2 separate regions of the Homo sapiens genome follow, and region 1 is linked to region 2. Evidence: chromatin loops called from intact Hi-C (ENCODE). Cell type or tissue: K562. All regions are shown on one strand.

Region 1 (8,000 bases), 220 kb after region 2:
CCAACTTCAAGAAGCTGCTGAAGGCATGTGTCCCGGGCTGCCCCGCTGCTGAGCCCAGCCCAGCCTCCTTCCTGTGCTTGCTGGAGGACTCGGAGCGGCTGACCCCAATCCACAAGCTGCTGCAGGTGCCAGTGCTGGTGGTGGAGCCCCTGGATTCAGACTCCTCTGTGCTGGTGGGCCTGGAGGATGGCTGGGACATCACCTCCCAGGTGGTATCCTTGGTGCAGCTGCTCTCAGACCCCTTCTATTGCACGCTGGAGAGCTTCCGCCTGCCAGTGGAGAAGAAGTGGTTGTCCTTCAGTCATCCCTTCAGCCACCGTGGAGCCCACACCCTGGCTGGGCAGAGCAGCGGCTTCACACCTGCCTTCCTGTAGTTCCTGGACTGTGTAACACCAGGTCCATCTGCAGTTCTCCATGGAGTTTGAGTTCAGCCAGTTCTACCTCAGGTTCCTCGGCTGCCACCATATGTCCCGCCGTTCCGGACCTTCCTACTTGACTCTGACCCTGAGAGCATTGAGCTGGGGCTGCTGTATGAGGAGAAGGGGGAACGCAGGGGCCAGCTGCTGTGCAGGTCTTTGTGGGAGTGTGTGGACCGGCTGAGCAAGAGGACGCCCATGTTCTACAATTACATGCATGCACCCGAGGACACAGAGCTCCCGCAGCCCTACAGCAACGTGTCCAACCTGAAGGTGTGGGATTTCTACACTGAGGAGATACTGGCCAAGGGCCCTCCCTATGACTGGGAACTGGCCCAGGGGCCCCCTGGGCCCCTGGAGGAAGAACGGTCTGACGGAGGTGCTCCCCAGTGCAGGCACCGCGTGGCGTGGCCCTGCTACGACAGCTGCCCCTGACCCCAGCCTGATGCTATCTCACTTCTGCTGGAGGAGCTGCAGAGGCTGGAGACAGAGCTGGGCTAATGCCCTCAGTGATGGAAGGACACCTGGGACCAGGTGAAGGCTGCACAGCGCCTGGAAGGCTGGCCAGACGGAAGTGGCACCCCTAGCTCCCTTCTAGTGTCCACTGCACCCCACCACCACCGTTCCTGGGTGTGTGACTGCCGGAGGGGCCCGTGGGCTCCACCCTGAGCCTCAGCCTGGACAGCGACCAGAGTAGTGGCTCGACCGCTTCTGGCTCCTGCCAGGCTGCCCGCCACAGCACCAGCACCCTGTGCAGCCAGTTCCAGAGAGCTGAGAGTGAGAACGGGTCCAACGAGGGCACTCTGTAGAAGAAGGAGGCCTTCATGAAGCCTTGGAAGGCCCGCTGGTTCATGTTGGACAAGACCAGCACCAGCTGTGCTACTGCAACCACTGTGTGGACACAGAGTGCAAGGGTGTCATCGACTGGCGGAGGTGGAGGCTGTGGCAGGGGCACGCCCTAAGACCATGGATGAGAAGGCTTTCTTTGACGTGAAGACAACACTTTGCGTTTACAACATCTGTGCCCAGGATATGCCCTTGGCCCAGCAGTGGGTGGACGGGATCCAGAGCTGCCTGTCAGACACCTGAGCCTCCCGGCCCCGCCCAGCTGCTCTGCTTCCGGTCGTTACTGACCACTAGGGGTGGGCAGGGCTGCCCCAGCCATCTTTACTGCCCCAGCCCTCAACAATATTGAGGCCCTGAGCCCCCAGCACATGGTGCATACAGCCCCTGCCCCATCCCGCCCCGCCCCACCCAGCTGGCCCTAACTTATTTTGGGGTCACAGCTGAGCACTGTCCCTGGAGGTGACCAAGGTACAGCCCGCAATGGGCCTGTAAATAGCCCAGCCCTGTCAGCGTGTGCTGGTCCAGCCAGCCGGCTGCAGGCGAGTTGTTTCTAGAACCAGAGTCTATATAAACAGAGAGCTAATGCCAAAAAAAAATAATAAATACATAAAGAAATCATACAGAGCAAGACAAATCATCCAGAAATCACCTCCAGGGAACTGAAGCACTTATTCCAGGACATTTGACCCTGCAGCCTGGTCCCTCTCTCCCTCCCTCCCGCCTCCATCTTTCCCCCCTTCCATCTTCTGTGTTCAGATAAACACCAAGAGCCTTCAAAGAGCCCCCGGGAAATAACTCAGTTTCTTGGGCACATATCAGCTGCCATGAATGGTTCTACACACTGAAGTCCATTATCTCAGTGACTGCGAGGACTGAATGAGCACAGCCTGGAGCTGAGTCAGTGTTCCATAAAAGTTGGCTCTTATTTTTATTATACTGGACACAGAAAGGCCAGATGCCTTCCCCAAAGCCCCTCCCTGTGGGTGGCAGTGGCCCAGGAAGTCTGGCACTAATGTCAGTGCTGTCACCTGCCACTCTGTCCTCAAGGGCCTCTGGGACATGCTGGGAAGGCAGGCCGTGAGCCAGATGTTGCAGAGCTGGGCCCTGAGACGCTGTCCCTTCAGTGACCTTTCCTGTCCAGGGCCCACAGCGGAAGCTGACATGTGTGCTGCCCCTCCCCTCCGCTCCCCTCCCCTCCCCACCCCATTCTACTCTATGGGCTTTGGTGGGAAAAAAACCAGGGCCCCATCCCCTGAGGCCTAGGCCAGTGCAGACATAGACCTCGAACTCTGCCCAACATGGATGGCCTCTGCCCAGGTGTGGGAGAACAAAGGCAAGGAAAGGCTCAAGGAACGTTCCAGGCATCAGGAAGCCAGGCTTCCCCTTCAGGGCTGTCGAGTGCTCAGGTTTCTATGCCTGTCAGTCACCAACACTTTTGCAGTGGGCAGCTACTATGTGCCAGGCACAAAGGGTAACTGGGCACACCTCTTTTCTTGGAATGGGTCAGAGGTTGTCATCAAGGAGGTGATGTTTAAACTGAGCTCAGGGGAATAAGGAGGAGCCAGGGTTCGGGGAAGAGCATCCCAGCAGAGGACAGAGCCAAAGCCAGCGCTTGAGGAGGCAGGGGTGGAAGGAATGTAGTGGTTTGAGGAGCCCTGGCAGGCTGGTGGGGCTGGAGAGGGAGGGTAGGTGGGCTAATTAATGCCCTCGCAAAGACGTCCACTCCCTAATCCCTGCAACCTGGGAATCTCACCTTATATGGCAATAAACAGACTTTGCAGAGGTGACTAAACTTTTGCAGTGGTGACTAAATTAAGGCTCCGGAGATGGGAAGACCATCCTGGATTATGCAATGGACCCTAAATATGATCACAAGTGTTCTTATTATACAAGAGGGAGGCAGAGGGCGACACCACCACACACAGAAGCAGGGAAGGCAGTGTGACCACGGAGGCAGAGACTGGGGTGATGCGGCCACAAGCCAAGGAACACCTGGAGCCACCAGAGGCCGGCAGAGGCCAGGAAGTATTCCCCTGACAGCCTCCAGAGAGGGCGGCCCTGCCACACCTCGACTTCAGCCCAGGGATACTGATTTTAGACTTCTGGCCTCCGGAGCTATAAGATAATACATCTGTCTTGTTTTACGCCACCGAGTTGTTGGCAATTTGACACAGCAGCCGCAGGAAACTCATACAGACGCAGGAGGAGAGCTTCGAGACGGTTTAGGAAACTCACATGGAGGGCAGCTCGAGGAGAGCTCTGAGACAGCTTAGGAGGCAGCTGGGGAAAGGGGGAAGGGGCTGGATTTTGTTCTTAGTGCTTCTCCATCCCCCTCTCATTCACCTCCTCCTTTCTCCCCTCAAAGCTCCTCAGCCCTTTTAAAATAATTTCACTTGTTGCAGTAAGCAGGTGTCAGTTTTTGTGAAGGTATGAACACGTTTTAAAACCTTGCGGAAGGTCGAGGCTGCAGTGAGCTGTGATCGCACTACTGCACTCCAGCCTAGGCAACAGAGCAAGACCCTGTCTTTAAAAACAAAACAAAACAAACAAAAAGACAAATATATATATATATAAAACTCAGAGACATTTCCTTTAAAAATAAAATAAATAAAATCTCTGGAGGAGAAACAAGCTTCTGGGCCCATCTCCTCCTCCCTCTCCTCCCTGCCATCTCTCCTCTCCTCAAATGTCCCTGCAGTGTGAACCCCGGCCTTGAGGCTGGGAGCAGGGAGGCCAAGAGAGGAAGCTGTACTCCGCCTAGCTCCTGGCTGTCAGCACCCATGGCTGGCAGGATTGCCACAAACTCTGGCGCTCTAAAGGCTGATAAAGCCCCACAGCCTGCACGTCTGGAGCCTGGGCCTCCAGCCCTGATAAGCTGGACCTGTCAGCACCATGGCCACACCTGCTGTAGGCAGTGAGCGCCACCCGCCTCCCCTGGCCACTCCCACTCACGGCTTCCTGTTCCCTGTGCACAGCCAAGCCCTGGCCACCATGCCTAGGCCACCCCTCCCTGGATGAAGAACAAAGTGGAGTGGCCATGGGCAAGCAGATTTGCCCATTACATTTCATCTCTGCATCCCCCCAACCCCATCCCGCTCTTAAGCACCAGCGCTGGGGATCAGAAGACCTGGGAGATTCAGGATAGGGGTGCTGGAGCCCACCAGGCACACAGTTCCCTGAGGAAGTCACATGGGCCGATCACACGCAGAGCATGAAGTGCTGTCAGCAGCTCCAACACATTCCTGGGATTCTCCAGCCCACCCCATGTGGCCCTGAGGGGAGTGTGCAAGTGCATGGGGGCTGAGAGCCTGGGTCATTGTCACGGCCAAGCAGGAAGCAAACTATGAGAGTCTTTGCTCCAGCCGGGATCACCTGTGCCCGCACGTGAGTGGGTACAATGTTCTCCATCCCTCGCCCGGGAAGTCATCGTTCATCAAGCCTGGGCTACTTCCCGTGGTGTGGAAAACCTCCACTCACCACAGCCCACCAAGCGGGCTCCAGGATGGACCCAGTCTGCCGGCTCTGGTAGGAGAGTTAGAAAGGCCTCTTGGAAAAGGTGGGCAGGCAGCCAGGGACAGGCACCCCTAAGAGATCCTCCAGGGCTCTTGCTGGTGAGGGACCCGCTCGCCCTTCTCACCGTCCTGGGCTTAGTTTAGCAAACACCTGTTCACACCTACCATGAACTCACCACTGTTGGACGAAGGCGACCCCCAAATGTCCCTGCCCTCGAGGAATGTGTAGTCAAAACAGAGAAAGACCAAACATGTTTTGTCGGGTTTTTTGCTTTGTATTTTATTAATTACAAAGCCCAGATGTCACCAAGTTTCCCACCAAACCTCAGAAATCAGTGGTAGAAAAATAACAAAGTAAGAAGCCCCAAGCCATATAATATAAACCTGGGGGTTCAGGCTAGAGGGGTGAGGGGCGTGCAGTGGAGGTTTTTTTGTTTGTTTTTGCTTTTTTGTTGTTTGAGACGGAGTCTTGCTCTGTCACCCAGGCTGGAGTGCAGTGGCGCCATCTTGGCTCACTGCAAGCTCTGCCTCCTGGGTTCACACCACTCTCCTGCCTCAGCCTCCCGAGTAGCTGGGACTACAGGCGCCCACCACCACGCCCGGCTAATTTTTCGTATTTTTAGTAGAGACGGGGTTTCACCGTGTTAGCCAGGATGGTCTCGATCTCCTGACCTTGTGATCCACCTGCCTCAGCCTCCCAAAGCACTGGGATTACAGGCGTGAGCCACTGCGCCGGGCCCTTTATTTTATTTTATTTTTTTTGAGAAAAAGTAACTCAAGTTTACTTTTCTCAAAAAGTAGTAGAAATCATGCCAGGCATGGCGGCTCACACCTGTAATCCCAGCACTTTGGGAAACTGAGGCCAGAGGATCGCGTGAGGCCAGGAGTTTGAGACCAGCCTGAGCAACATAGTGAAACCCCATCTCTAATAAAAAGACAAAAAATTAGCCGGACATGGTGGTGTGCACTTGTGGTCCCAGCTATTAGGAGACTGAGGCATGAGAATCGCTTAAACCGGGAGGCAGATGTTGTAGTGAGCTGAGATCATGCCACTGCATTCCAGTCTGGGTGACAGAGTGAGACTCTGTCTCAAAAAAAAAAAAAACAAAAACAAAAAACAAAAAACAAGAAAAACACACCCATATATGTATATACATATGATTCTATATATCCTGTATATATAGAAGAGGACGCACAATTAAAGGTAACTCCCTCCCATCGAACTCCCAGTCCCTCAGCTCCCACCTACTCCCCTCCCAGGCATCGCTGATCAATTTCTTATGCCTCCTTCATGAATTTTCCTCTACAGCACAAGCACATGCAATTTTTTTGCATATTTGTACTACTTAAATTATTAAGTTATTTAATTACTAAATTGTCTTAGAGATAATTCCATATGAACATATTTAGACCTAATAGCATAACCATGTAACATAAATTCCAAACCAGGATGCGTTGGTATGACATGGGTTGTGTTAAAAAGCCCCCCAATGGATGGATGTAAACCAGAACTGCCCCAGACAAATGTGTCTTAGCAGGAGCTGGGAGAGAGCCAGCCAAGCAAAGCTGATGCAGCCCCATTCAACTCAACACAGCTTTTCTGGGTGTGTTTTATTTTTATTTTTAATTTTTAATTTTTTAATTTAAAAAAATAGAAACGGAGTCTTGCCATGCTGCCCAGGCTGATCTCAAACTCCTGGACTCAAGCGATCCTCCCGCCTCGGCCTCCCAAAGTGCTGGGATTACAGGCATGAGCCACCGCACCCGTCTGAGTGTTTAACAAGCCTAAGCATGTGACAGTGGGACCTGGGGTAGGGAGGGTCAGGCTCTGAGCCCCCACAGGCACTGAGCCATCTCTACTCATATCCAGGAGACAGTATGGGGGTTCTGAGGGGAACAACTATGCCAGTTTTTGGGGAAACATGTTCATCATTTTCCTGAGCACTTCCCTCTACCTTTGCTACGGAAACCCCAGCTCACCCTCCGAGCCTGATTCAAGGCCCATCTGCTTGTCGGCTTTGGTCTCGGAGAGGTGCCACGGAGTCAGGCTAAAGAGCAGGGCAGGACAGGGGACCTGCTGGGGCTGACCGCTGAGCCACGGACAGCCCTGTGGGTGAGACCGGTGGACATTGTCCCCAAGCCCCATTCCAGCAGTGCACCCTCCCATGGTGTCATCCTTCTGGCCTCCTTTGGTAGACCAAGTCTCCTTTGCCCAGGTAGCCTGTCTGTGACAGCCACCTCCCTGCATTTCTAGGCCCCCATTGTCCAAGAGTGACCAGGGCACTTCCCTCTTGGTTTCCACCTCAACGAGGGCAACGTGTATCTCTGAGCCCCGGCTTTGTGCCAAGCACTGGAGTTACAACAGCAGGCAGATTCCATGGAGCTGATGTTCTGATGGGGAGCACCAGCACACAGCAAAAACGGTCCTACAAGAACAGATGGCAATAAGCCTGAGCCTAATGTCCTGGCCTGGGCAGGCCTCTCTAGGGAAGGGACATTTCCATTGTCTCACATTACATTGAGTAAGTGGGACTCAGCTGGGCGAGGAGGAGAGGGTGTGAACTTGGTGTGTTGGAAAACAGGAGAGATGGTCACGGGTCTAGGGCTTGGAGTGAGAGCTGGGCAGGGCTGGAATTTGTGGGGCCTTCTGGACGGTGATAAATTCAGACCCCATCCCAGGGCCATGAGCAGTCGCTAAGGGAATTTAAACAGGAGTGTGGGGACAGGATCAAATTTGCCACCCTCCCTCTCCAGGGAAAACACCTTGGGCTAAGAGGAAAGGCAAATGATGAAGCCTTGGACTCCAGGCCGGGGCCCTGAGAGGAGGGAGAGGGGTCGCCTCCATCTCCGAGCAGCGGGACTAAGAGCCCTTTGGCGCCTCACCCCAGGAAGTCGGCTCTGTAAGGACTTCCCCAGCTTCCTCTGAGGCCAGAGGAGGAGACAAAGAAAGAAAGTCTTGGGCTGGGCACAGTGGCTCACACCTGTAATCCCAGTACTTTGGGAGGCCAAGGCAGGCAGATCACTTGGGGTCAGGAGTTCGAGACCAGTCTGGCCAACATGGCGAAACCCCATCTCTACTAAAAAATCCAAAAAATTAGTGGGGTGTGGTGGCGCATGCCTATAATACCAACTACTCAGGAGGCTGAGGCAGAGAATCGCTTGAACCTGGGAGATGGGGGTTACAGTGAGCTGAGATCGTGCCACTGCACTCCAGCCTGGGAGACAC
Region 2 (8,000 bases):
TCGCTTGAATCCAGGAGGCGGAGGTTGCCGTGAGCCGAGATCGCGCCATTGCACTCCAGCCTGGGCAACAAGAGCGAAACTCCATCTCAACAAAAAAAGAAAAGAAAAGAAAAAAAATTCCAAAAGGTTGACTGACTGTTACTAATTACTAGTATTGATTACTACTGTTTTCTAGACTGGGGTCAGCAAATATTTGTTTGTTTGTTTGTTTGTTTTAATTTACTTAACATATTTTTAGGGACAGGGTCTCTGTCACCCAGGCTGGCGCATTCATAGCTCACTGCAGACTCAAACTCTTAGGCTCAAGTCATCCTCCTGCCTCAGCATCCTGAGTAGCTGGGAGTACAGGTGTGCACCACCACTAATTAAAAAAAAAATTTTTTTTTGTAGAGATGGAGTTTTGCTTTGTTGCCCAGGCTGGTCTCGCACTCCTGGCCTCAAGTCATCCTTCTGCCTCAGCCTCCCAAAGTGCTGGAACTACAGGCATGAGCCACTGTGCCCAGCCCTAGCAAATGTTTTCTTAAAATGGCGGATACGAATATTTTAGGCTTTGCAGGTCACATTGTCTCTGTCACAATTACTCAACTCTCCAACTCTGCTGTTGTGTGAAAACAGCTCTAGACAATATGTAAACGAATGGACATGGCTATGTTCCAGTAAAACTTTATTTATAAAAACAGGCAGTGGGCCTGCAGGCCATCGTTTGCCAACCCCAGCCCTGTCCAATAGAACTTTCTGTAGTGATAGAAATGGTCTGTGTCTATGCTATCCATAAGGTAGCCAGTAGCTACATGTGACCACTGAACAGTTAGTAAGAGCCAGTTCCTAGTACAACTGAGTACCTGAATTTTTTATTTCATCTAATTTTACTTAATTTTTTTTTCTTTTTTGAGACGGAGTCTCGCTCTGTCACCCAGGTTGGAGTGCAGTGACGCGATCTCAGCTCACCACAACCTCTGCCTCCCGGTTCAAACGATTCTCCTGCCTCAGCCTCCTGAGTAGCTGGGATTACAGGCATGCGCCACCACGCCAGCTAATTTTGTATTTTTAGTAGAGACGGGGTTTCTCCATGTTGGTCAGGCTGGTCTCCATCTCCCGACCTCAGGTGATCCACCCGCCTCAGCCTCCCAAAGTTCTGGGATTACAGGCATGAGCCACCGCGCCGGGCACTTTTACTTAATTTTAACCTAAATAATACATGTGCCCCGTGATGAGTATATTGGACATCCTTTGGCAGCTTGCAGTTTCTTTCCATTCCTTTGGGCTGAATGATAATCCTGTGGAGTAGACCAGCAGGATTTTGCTCCATTTTATAGATGAGGAAACTGAAGCACAGAGAAAGGAATTGGTCTGTCCCAAATCACAGAGTTCAAACTAGAACTCCACTGATTTCTAGCTGGCACCAAGAACTCAGCCCCTTCCTTGTTCCCCTGCCCCCCTCAGGCAGTGCCACACTCAGAGTCTGCTCCCACCCTTTTTGTTAAGGCTCATCTTTTATTTCTTTTGTTTTTTAGAGACACGGTCTCACTCTGTTGCCCAGGCTGGAGCGCAGTGACGTGATCACAGCTCACTGCAGTCTTGAACTCCTACTTTAGCCTGTACTCCTGCCTCAGCCTGCCTAGAACTACAGGCACACACCACCATGCCTGGCTAATTTTTTTTTTCTTGTAGAGATGGTATCTCACTCTCTGGTTTGCGACAAGACTAGTTGCAAACTCCTGGGCTCAAACAACCCTCCCACCTCAGCCTCCCAAAGTACTGGGATTCCCGGTGTGAGCCGCCACACCCAGCCTGAGTCAGCTCCCTTGACCTTTCTCCCCCCTCTACCTGCCCTGCCAGGTCTCCCACACATTCTCCAACTACCCGCCCGGCGTCCGCTACATCTGGTTTCAGCACGGCGGCGTGGACACTCATTACTGGGCCGGCTGGTACGGCCCGAGGGTCACCAACAGCAGCATCACCATCGGGCCCCCGCTGCCCTGACACCCCCTGAGCCCCCATCTGCTGAACCCTGACTGGTAAACAACTGCTGTCAGAAAAGGGCTGGGCTTGGGAAGGGGAGGTGGAGGCCAGGTGTCCCCAGACCTCTAACCCTTGCCCCTAGCAGCCTCTTCTTTGTGGAGCCTCTCAGTGTGGGCAGCCCTCGCATGCTGGGGTCGGGCCAGCTCTCCCCGAAAGGTCTTGACCTGAATGATGGCCGGGGAAGCCTGCGTGTGCCCCTTTCAGAGACGGAGCACCTGAGATGTGGGAGGTGCAGCATGTTCCCCTGGGCCCCTCAGAAAGTCGAGCTTGGAGGCCAGCCTGGATCTGTCTCTCCCTTCCCCTCCTGGGACCATTCTACCTGTGTTCTTTGACCCTCGGAGCAGGGACAGGCAAGACAACTGGCAAGCTTGCAGCTGCCCTGATGGTGCAGGTGCAGGGAGGTGACCATGTAACTCTGACCAATCTGGGAAGTGGAGGGTGGGCTCATGGGCCGTGCTCTGCCCCTGTCTGCTGCTCCCAGTCTCTCGCTCTGCCTGCCTGCTCAGAAGAGGTGGCTTTGGCCCAGAGGCTCAGGCCGGGACTGAGATGGACAGACCCAGGGTGGGGTGGGGTCCAGGTCGGGTGTGGACTGTCCTCACTGTCAGTGGAGCCCCAGAAGCTAGATGGGTACCAGGTGGGGTTAGGTTCCCAGAGGACTGAGGGAATCCTGTACAGGATGTCCCAGGGTAGATGGGGAGCAGGATTGGGACCTGCTCTGACAGCTGGACACATGAGCCCTGGATGAGTATGGTAGGGGGTTTGAAGAATCCCCTGTCCACCTCCCAAATCCAGGCCCGGCCCCCTCTGGCTTGGAGAGCATTCCAAGCCCCCACCCCACCCCTAGAACTGCCATTCCCAAGACCTCTGTCTCCCAGCCAACCACCCTTGGAACTTGCCTCTTGTCCTGCTGGAAAGATAGCAGTGTTCTCCTGACTTCGCCCTACTGCATGCAGCCAAATAAAAGGTGTGCCCAGTCTAACCTGTGCCCTGTGGTTTCTGGAAGGAAAGGCAGACTTTAGGTGGTCCTGCCTGGACCTGCAGATGGTACAATGGCATGGCTTCTGTCTAAGGTACAGAGGGGTTGGCATTTCAGGAACCAGGCCATCACAGAAACAGGTTCATGGGCAGACCCCTCAGTGAGCTGCAGGTATCTCACCTGGCAGCCGTCCAGTACTGCTGGCTTCCTCTGGAGGCCCAGCCACAGGCTGGGGTTGGGGTGTGTGGACATCTCTGGGCAGCTCTTGAGTCCACCTTGTGCCAGATCAGCAGTGCCACCCAGGCTCTGCCTCCTGGTGTTACTCTTTGCCAACAGCTTTACGGACATTGGATGAAGCCGAAGCATTTAGAATGGTGCCTGGCACACAGTTGGTGCGTGATATGGTTAAGCTTTGTGTCCCCACCCACATCTCATCTTGAATGGTAATCCTGGGTGTTTAGGGAGAGACCTGGTGGGAAGTGATTGGATTATGGGAGCGGTTTTCCCCCATGCTGTTCTCATGATAGTGAGTGAGTTCTCACGAGATCTGATGGTTTTACAAGTGACGGTTTCCCCGGCTCCCTCCTGCCGCCATGTGAAGAAGGTCGTTGCTTCCCCTTCACCTTCCACCACCATGATTGTAAGTTCCTTTTTTCTTTTCTTTTCTTTTTTTTTTTTTTTTTTTTGAGATGGAGTCTCGCTCTGTCGCCCAGGCTGGAGTGCAGTGGCGCAATCTCAGCTCACTGCAAGCTCTGCCTCCCAGGTTCGCGCCATTCACCTGCCTCAGCCTCTGGAGTAGCTGAGACTACAGGCGCCCACCACCATGCCCGGCTAATTTTGTTTGTATTTTTAGTAGAGATGGAGTTTCACCATGTTGGCCAGGGTGGTCTCAATCTCCTGACCTCGTGATCCACCCACCTCGACCTCCCAAAGTGCTGAGATTACAGGCGTGAGCCACCGCGCCCAGCGATTGTTTCTTGAGGCTTCCCCAGCCATATGGAACTATAAGTCAATTAAACCTCTTTCCTTTTATAAATCACCCAGTCTCGGGTATTTCTTTATAGCAGTGTGAACATGGACTATAATCCAGTGCTCAATAAGTACTCCTCACATTTAGCTATCTCAGTCAAGGGTGAGCTAGATAAGGGCTTTGGCCAGGGCAGGATCACCACCCACCAGCCCATGGCAAACTGCAAAAGGACGGCCTTCCACGGAGAACATGTAGCCCTGACTGCAATTAATGTGTCCTGGGCCAGTCCCCTTGTGCAGTACACAGCCTGCACAACCCTTGGTGGTTGCCTGAACAAGGTGCTTGCTAAATATTTGTTGACTGATGGAAGAAATTCATGAACTTAATCCTGATAAAAAACCTCAGAGGTTTTTTATTTTTTGAGACAAGGTCTGGCTCTGTCGCCCAGGCTGCAGTGCAGTGGTACAGTCTCCACTCACTGCAGCCTCCCAGGTTCAAGCGATTCTCCCACCTCAGCCTCCGGAGGAGCTGGGATTATAGACCTGTGCCACCACGCCCGGCTAATTTTTGTATATTTAGTAGAGACAGGGTTTTTGCCATGTTGGCCAGGCTGGTCTCGAACTCCTGACCTCAAGCGATCCTCCCCACCTCGGCCTCCCAAAGTGCTGGGATCACAGGCGTTAGCCACCTCCTAGCACCTCAGGTTTTTTACCTTTGAGTCTATGAAGCCTGCGGAGGTCACGCCCTAGGGAAAGAAGGAGCCCACTGGGTGTCAGGTCCTGCCTCTAGGGAGGGGACCGCGGGTCAAGGGTGGAGCCCTGGGCCGCATAAGGAAGGAACTAGTGCGGAGGTCCGGGGAGCGGCCGCGCGTTCGGGAGCTTCGGCCCTGCGTAGGAGGCGGGTGCAGGTGTGGGTGCTGAGCCGCCCGCCGCCTGGAGGGGGAGACAGCTTCAGGACACGCAGGCCGCAGCGAGGGCCCGGGCCCTGGGGATCCCAGGTTCGTCTTCCCGCGGCGAGGGTTAGGGGCCGGGCCGAGAGGGACGGCAGCGGGGTCCGGGGCGGGGGTGGGGACCGAGCGCAGCGCGTGACGCGGCGGCGGGGCCCAGCGACAACGAAGCCGAGGCCGTAGGCTCGGGCCGACCTGGAGCTCCGCCGCTGCGCCCAGGTCGCGTCCCCGGGGGGACGGGCGGCGGGCGAGTGGGGAGCCGGGGTCTCCGGCGCCTGGGCGTTCACGGAGCCTGCGGGCGCTGGTCCGGGCGGCCAGGGGTGGGGGGCGCGGGCGGCTGGGCCCGGACTTCGACTGGGGGCCTGGCCCCGGGGCCACCCAGGCGGAGGCTCTGCGGCCGCCTCCACCCCGGCCACATCCCGAGGCCGGCGCCGGGTTCGGAGAACTGTCAAGGGACCTCCAGGCCCCCACACGCCTGCGAGATCCGGCGCTTGCCTTGCCCCAGCCACAGTTTCTGTTTCCGAGAAACCGGTGAAGTAACAATGCCACTAGAGCTTGCTGGGAGGGTGGGTGCGGAGAAGGCGAGCACGAGACGCCGGGCCGGGCAGTTGGGGACCCCGATCGGTGTGAGAGGGCTTCCTAGGGCTGGCATGGACTTCCCCACCACAAAATGCCCAGGGCCGGGGGGGGGAAGGGGCGCAAGAAAATGCGGACTGGGCCAGAGACCAGACTTCGGTCACCACGGTGGGAAGCTATTGGTGCCTAGATGCCTCTAGCTTGGAGCCCAGTGACTTTTATTTCGTCTAGAGTCTAGACAGTGCCTTTAGAAGCTGCCAGCATTTATTTATTTATTTATTTATGGCAGAGTCTTGCTCTGTCACCCAGGCTGGAGTGCAGTGGCATGATCACGGCTCACTGCAGCCTCGACTTCCTGGGCTCAAGCGTTCCTCCTGCCTCAGCCTCCTGCATAGCTGGGACTACAGGCACGGGCCACCAGGCCTAGCTAATTTCTTTTTTTTTTTTTTTTTTTTTTTTTTTGAGACGGAGTGTCGCTCTGTCGCCCAGGCTGGAGTGCAGTGGCGCGATCTCAGCTCACTGCAAGCTCCGCCTCCCGGGTTCAGGCCGTCCTCCTGCCTCAGCCTCCCGAGTAGCTGGGACTACAGGCACCTGCTTCTCGAGTAGCTGGGACTACAGGCACCTGCAACCAAGCCCGGCTAATTTTTTGTATTTTTAGTAGAGATGGAGTTTCACTGTGTTAGCCAGGACGGTCTCGATCTCCTAACCTCGTGATCCGCCCACCTCGGCCTCCCAAAGTGCTGGGATTACAGGCGTGAGCCACCGCGCCCGGCCTTTTTTTTTTTTTTTTTTTTTTTTGAGACAGATTCTCACTCTGTTGCCCAGGCTGGAGTGCAGTGGCACGATCTCGGCTCACTGCAACCTCCGCTTCCCGGGTTCAGGTGATTCTCCTGCCTCACCCTCCCGAGTAGCTGGGACTACAGGCGTCCGCCACCACGCCCAGCTAATTTTTGTATTTTTAGTAGAGACGGGGTTTCGCCATATTGGCCAGGCTGGTCTCGAACTCCTGATCTTGTGATCCGCCCGCCTCGGCCTACCGAAGTGCTGGGAATACAGGCCTGAGTCTGTGCACCCGACCTAATTTCTTTTTTTCTAGAGACAGAGTCTCACTATGTTGCCTAGACTACAAGCATTTTTAATTGACAACTTTTACATTTTTTTTCAAATGCTTACAGTTGCTTCTCAGAACTTAGAAGACTTGGCCACATTGGGTTTTTTTGTTATTTTTTTTTTCCATCAAAGCATTTTTCTTTTCTCTTTTTTTTTTTTTTTTTTTTTGAGACAGTTTTGCTCTGTTGCCCAGGCTGGAGTGCCATGGAGCAATCATGGCTCACTCTGCTCCAGCAGGCTCCTTCTTTCCCTAGAGTGTGACCTCGGCAGGCCTCATGGACTGTAAGGTAGAAAAATCTGAGGGGCTGGGTTCGGTGGCTCACACCTGTGAGCTACTGCAGCCTTGACCTCCTGGGCTCAGAAGATCCTGACGCCATAACCTCCCAAGTAGCTAGGACCATAGGCACTCGCCACTATGCCCGGCGAATTTTTTCACTATTTATAGAGACGGGGCCTCCCTGTGTTGCCAAGGTTGCAAAGCCTTTTTTCTTTTCTTTTTTTTTTTTTTTGAGACGGTGCCTTGTACTGTCACCCAGGCTGGAGTGCAGTGGTGCAATCTCGGCTCACCACAACCTCCGCCTCCCAGGTTCACACGATTCTCCTGCCTCAGCCTCCTGAGTAGCTGAGATTACAGGTGCACACCACCACGCCTGGCTAATTTTTTTGTATTTTTAGTAGAGATGGGGTTTCACTGTGTTGGCCAGGCTGGTCTCGAACTTCTGACCTTGTGATCCGCACCCCTCGGCCTCCCAAAGGGCTGGGGTTACAGGCTTGAGCCACCGCACCCGGCCTGCAAAGCATTTTTCACGAGGCACAAGTACCTCACCTGTTTTCTCTGCCATGTAAAGTGTTCCTCCCTGGGCAGAAGTGAGCATGCACCCACCCTCCTGTTTTCTGAGATGGGAGCCTTCAGAAGACCATGAACTGCTGCTTTGGCCAAGCCTCTATGGAAAATCAGAAGAGGCCACAGCAAAAGGCTGGGTACAGTGGCTCACACCTGTAATCCCAGACTTCAGGAGGCTGAGGCGGGTGGATCACCTGAGGTCAGGAGTTCAAAACCAGCCTGGCCAACATGGTGAAACCCTGTCTCTACTAAAAATACAAAAATTAGCTGGGTGTGGTGGCGGGCACCTGTAATCACAGTTACTTGAGAGGCTGAGGCTGGAGAATTGCTTGAACCCAGGAGGTGGAGATTGCAGTGAGCCGAGATCACGCCATTGCACTCCAGCCTGGGCAACAAGAGTGAAACTGTCTCGGGGTGGGGGGGAAGAAAAAAAAAAAGAGGCCAGCAAGGTTCTGTTTCCCTGCTTGTAGGTGGAGAACATTCTCTCCTCATGTGTAAGCAGATGAGGCCCACCTGAGTGACAGTGCAGAGCCCTGGCTGCCGGCCAACCCCCACC

Evidence for each region. A loop is a pair of places that touch in the nucleus more often than their neighbours do. Peaks named below come from ENCODE experiments on the same cell type or tissue, not always from the same donor. Only the 100,000 strongest peaks of a DNase experiment are listed, where the experiment ranks them.
Region 1: it touches region 2 in a loop (4-fold over the local background); 9 of 110 quality-filtered maps call a loop at or near these places.

What each region holds. Positions count from the first base shown.
Region 1 is chr1:11,878,909-11,886,908 of GRCh38, forward strand. It overlaps the pseudogene SBF1P2. Among named protein-coding and RNA genes, the nearest start is that of NPPB, 24 kb to the left of the region's middle. RefSeq lists enhancers at 1,280-1,780, 3,710-4,339, 4,340-4,967, 6,563-8,000. In K562, a CTCF peak has its summit at 3,249 (motif pointing right); DNase peaks (open chromatin) are centred at 850, 2,413, 3,313 and 4,163.
Region 2 is chr1:11,659,291-11,667,290 of GRCh38, forward strand. FBXO44 (F-box protein 44) reads left to right here. Exons shown (of 6, transcript NM_033182.7): 6 at 1,840-4,037. The coding sequence ends at 1,983. FBXO6 (F-box protein 6) reads left to right here and starts at 4,910. Exons shown (of 6, transcript NM_018438.6): 1 at 4,910-4,965. RefSeq lists silencers at 4,976-5,195, 5,246-5,315 and an enhancer at 5,436-5,485. In K562, a CTCF peak has its summit at 4,903; DNase peaks (open chromatin) are centred at 4,901 and 5,371; H3K4me3 peaks cover 1,298 bases.